Linked DNA regions of Homo sapiens: region 1 is linked to region 2. A link is an interaction called in ENCODE POLR2A ChIA-PET data of the cell type or tissue named here. Cell type or tissue: PC-3. All regions are shown on one strand.

Evidence for each region. Peaks named below come from ENCODE experiments on the same cell type or tissue, not always from the same donor. Only the 100,000 strongest peaks of a DNase experiment are listed, where the experiment ranks them.
Region 1: POLR2A ChIA-PET joins it to region 2 with 14 read pairs; 3 of 35 experiments call an interaction of 5 or more read pairs at or near these places.

The regions. Positions count from the first base shown.
Region 1 is chr2:150,075,000-150,077,499 of GRCh38, forward strand. No RefSeq gene overlaps it. Among named protein-coding and RNA genes, the nearest start is that of LINC01818, 93 kb to the right of the region's middle. In PC-3, no CTCF peak of the experiment used is centred here; DNase peaks (open chromatin) are centred at 1,032 and 1,482; H3K27ac peaks cover 1,872 bases.
Region 2 is chr2:150,479,396-150,481,895 of GRCh38, forward strand. All of the region lies in intron 3 of RND3 (Rho family GTPase 3), which reads right to left. Among named protein-coding and RNA genes, the nearest start is that of RND3, 7.0 kb to the right of the region's middle. In PC-3, no CTCF peak of the experiment used is centred here; a DNase peak (open chromatin) is centred at 976; H3K4me3 peaks cover 2,456 bases; H3K27ac peaks cover 2,500 bases.

The sequences.
Region 1 (2,500 bases), 400 kb before region 2:
AAGTATGTGAGATAAAAACATGTTAATTAGTGCAATTTAGCCATTAGCAATGTACACATATATCAAACATCATGTTTTACACCATAAATACATACTATTTTTGTCAATTAAATAAGAAACACATGTAAGTGCCTTCATTTTACAAATGAGAAAATTGGGATTCAAGAGTCTAGATCTGCAGCCCATGCTTTTAGTCACTATGTTGACAAGCTTTTCCCCAAACCAAAATGGAAACAAAACAAAACCTGTTTGTGGTGTCATAAATTATTCAGGATCCAAAAAGTAATGACCTCACAATCCAGACTTTGGGACCTTATGTAGCAGCATTTCTTAGCAAATACACATTCAACTGAAGGTGATGCAGTGAATGCTAAAAACCAGTGTATTAGTCAGGGTTCTCCAGAGAAACAGAACTAATAGGATATACGGATAGAGATATACTCTAAGAGATTTATTATGAAGGATTAACTCACTCCAATTCAGACACTGAGAAATCTCATGATCTGCCTTCCATAAACTGGAGGTCCAGGAAAGCTGGAGATATAGATTCCGTCCAAGGCCAAAAGCCTAAGAACCAGCAGTCTAAGGGAAGGAGAAGATTGAAGTCCCATCTCAAGCAGAAAGAACAAATTCACTCTTCTTCCACCTTCTACCTTTCTATTCTATTTGCATCCTGAAGGAATTAGATGATGTCCACCCACATTGGGGGCCTACCAATTCAAATGTCAATCTCTTCTGAAAACACTCTCACACAGACACAGCCAGAAATAATGTTTAATAAGATGTCTGGGCATCCCGTGGCCCAGTCAACTTGACACATAAACTTAACCACAACCAGTTCTCCATATTTTCCCTTCTCCTTCCTCCATTGATGACTGTTGCAGGCTGCAGGAAGGCCAGGGTCACTGCGGACTTCATCCATGCCTGCTTCTGGGAGCAACACAGAAGCCAGAGTTGCTCATAGAAAGAATAGATCCCCAGAATGGTCAAGGAAGCCATTCAGATGATTCAGCAGATGAACAGCACCTTAGCAGTAGTGACTGGATGTTTTGAATGTATTTGTTCTGACTCTGAAACTACACATCATCTTTGGTAAAGTGATTCAGCCTCGACATTATGCCACTGTCTAATACATAGATAATATAAAACACAGACTACCATTTCTCCTGCTTACTTAGGGCAAATGCTAACTGGGAAAGGGGGTTTAAGAGGTACAGGATTTGTTCTGTTCTCAGGAGATCATAAAAACATCTGTCCAAGTATCTTTATCTCAGTGATCTCCTGAGGGAAACAGTCTAAGTCTGAATTACTTAAAGCAAGCACAGTAGATGATCTTTCCACTCTCACATGGTTGCAGATGACTACTGTGTTGCTAATTTCTCTCTCAGTGTAGAAAAAGTGCAGCCCTGTTTAAGACCAAACAGATACATCACTGAGTGTTCAGCTTCTCAACTTATCATTGGTATTATAAATCCACTGATTCACAAATTTACTTAGCTGCTTATTGGAATTACGCATGGAGCTTAAAAAATACTGATGTCTGCATTCTTCCCTGGCACATTCCAATTTAAATATCCTGGGGTGGGGCCTGGATACAGAGATTATTGCAAGCTCCAGAATGGCTCTACTATGCAGTCACCACTGAAACCCACTGTCTTGGAGTGCTGTTTATAAACTGCTCATGCACAAATAAGCATGTTTACTACATACTTTGACAAGCTTTTTTTTTTTTGATATCTTGCAAAGTAAGAGTCAAATGAGGTAATGTCTGCAAATTGCTCAGCAAAGTTTCTGGCAAAAAAATAAGATCTCAATAAATACTAATCCTTATTTGCCCCAAATACTAATCCTTATTTGTGCACATGAGTGCACACACACACCCAGCATTACCACCCTACAATCAAACCACAAGTTAATAACATTACAGAAAATTTTTAGTATAAAGATATATATATATATATATATAAAGTTCACTTTTTTTGTCCTAACTGTACAAAATTGTTATAAATTATAGCTCATTTTTCTGCTTAAGGATGTGAAGTCTAAATGACAAAAACATATCTTCTTTGGATGTTTGGGTGTTGCTTTAGAATTTTTTAATAATTCATATTATTTCAATTTTAATAATTTATTTAACCCAAACTATCCAAAATATTATCACTTAAATATGTAATTGTCTTAAAATGTTATCACAGATATTTTAGATTTTTTTGTACTAAATTTTCAAGTTGTTATGTATTCTACATTTATAGCACATCTTTTTTTTTTTTTTCTTAATTATACTTTAAGTTCTAGGGTACATGAGCACAATGTGCAGGTTTGTTACATAGGTATACATGTGCCATGTTGGTTTGCTGCACCCATCAACTCATAATTTACATTAGGTATTTCTCCTACTGCCATCCCTCCCTCAGCCCCCCACCCTCCGACAGGCCCTGGTGTGTGATGTTCCCCGCCCTGTGTCCATGTGTTCTCATTGTTCAACTCCCACCTGTGAATG
Region 2 (2,500 bases):
AGTTTAAACACTGTGAGGCTTTAGAGGAGTTGGAGAACTGAAAACTCTTCTTGTTGAATATTTCATAAATATAATTTATTTAACTTGAACCTTCATCTGAAAAGCTTCCCTTTCCCCCTTAAGAAATTTTTACCAAGAAGAGTAAGCTAAAGCTATTGCATATTTTTGGCAGAGAAAAGTAGATTAACTTTTGGTATATTTAGTGACCACCATGAGCACATCTGAACGCAGCAGCAGCTAACATGTGAGAGGGCATGATCTGCCCAATTATTACAAGATTGCATTTCCTCATGCCATCTCTAATCAGAGGAAAAGGTTTAAATTAGCAGCAATCTCAAGAATGTGAATCAAGTCTGGGCAGAACTTTTGTATCTGACTCAGTGTAAGACTGTTTAGTTCTTGTTTCAAGTAGTCTGCACAACAAATACCATGCCTGCAAATATGCAACAAACACTCCCAGGAAGAATATGTTTGTTTCTTCCATGGATTCAGGTAATAGGAACTATGAACAGATCTTATAAAATTTTGTGGGCATTTATGTGTTGCTATTAAAATGGAATAAAGATTTTCTATTTCTGGGGGCAATGTAGATACAAAATTAGAAAGTCAGACAGGTAGATATGTTTGGCCTTTAAATAAAGTTTAGCTTTAAACTCCTAATCTTATTGAGGTACTTAAAAATATGTAAGAATCAAAATATTTTACTGACAGTGGAACCATGGTTAAGTCAAGAGCTTTAGGGAAAAGAGTATATGTATATGAATATGCCTAAAAGTAAATAGGGATAATGGATTCAAGTTTTTGTTTCATATGATATCTAAGAATCAGATTTCTTGGAGTAGAATCCCATGAGTGAATTCATCTTTCCACAAACTATGTCATCAGGCTCATTTTTCAAAACCAATGTGCACAACACCTGGTCAAACTTCTGCGTCAACTACATTCCGTGTCAATAAAATGTTTGCTTTGCCAAGGGAGACTCTGAGAAAGTGACCAATATGTAGCAACTGAGAAGTCATTTAAAGGACATCAGAAAATGACTGAGCCACGACTAATTCATTTGGCAGAGCCCGCCAGGCACCATGAGCTAACTGGAGAAAGTATTGGTTCTTGGTGTCATATTTACATGCAAAAGAACTGGATTAATGAGGAAACATCTGGTTATTTCGGGTGTTATCAGAATGACCAATTTGGATGCTTCATTGAAATGTGCAACTTAGCAAGAAACCAGATTGGAAAAAAAACAGCACTAAATGCGGCTAAAAAAAAAAAATCTACAGACAGATGTAGACTTAGAAAGAGCATTCATACTGCCCCCTCCCCTTTTTAGGAGGTTCCTTGGTTTAAATGGAAATTACTGCATGGTGGACAAATCTCCAAATGCAGTTTTATGTACTGCTTATTGGAAACCACCATACAAACTATCTGTTTTACCTTAACCCAGGTCTTTTACATAAGAGTTTCAGTGTGAAAACTCGTTAAGAATTAAACCTAGTTTTGAAACCCTAAGCTCCAATGGATCATTACTACCTGATGAAATGCTTGGTTTCCTGCAATTTCACAGTTGATATTCAAATCCCAAGCATCCATGCTTCTCTGGCTCCTTCATAAATTCTTAACCTCTTCCTTTCTCCAAGAACGTTAATTTAAGTTATAATTCTCAGCTTCCAGAATCTTGTTTTATCTGAGAGCCACTAAATGTAAGCGAGTTTCCACGTGGAAGAAACGTTAAAAACTTCTTAGAACTTAGTCAACTTCTAGAAAGGAAGGGAATTGTGGTGGGCCTCAATGACCATTAAGTCATGAGTTAGGGAGCCTGGGCTGCCCTTGTGGCCTTCAAGAACTCTTTGGATCTTGTTGCTCCTTGAAAAATCCAGGTTTAGAACCTCCGGGCTCACCATCCTATAAACAGGTATTACAGCACTAGACAGGAGGAAGTCTTTCTATGTCCTCTGTTTGTCCTGTGGGTATTCAAAGAAGGTTGTCAGGGAAGAAGGATGTCTTTACCCTGTTCAAATCTCAGTCTACTGGCATCTCCTCTCACCTAAACACCTGACACTTAATCCGGGCTTCTCATTTGATTTCTTTTGTTAGTTTGGGAAAGCCTGAATATTTTAAATTTTATTGTCACTCATGTTTTCACCATGTCTGTCTTATCACATGGTGAAACTGTGAGTACCTAAGGGCAGAAGCTGCTCTCACCCAGCTCTGTACTCCTCCCATAGCATCTAGCAGATTGTATGCACACAGAAAGCACTAAACCATGTTTACTGGTTTTATAATCATTTTTATGTCTTGTCTAGATGTGTTCATTTATATGCTAAATCACCAAAAAAAAAGGGGAGGGGGAGAGAGAGAGCAGTGATCCCCTTTTAAGCTGCTTTTCTGGATTAATTATATACTAATCTCCAATACTGCTGAACCATTTCCATCCCTGTTAAGAAATATTTCATTAGAGAGCTTGTCACCAAGACCATTCTTCATACTTGATGTACAATAA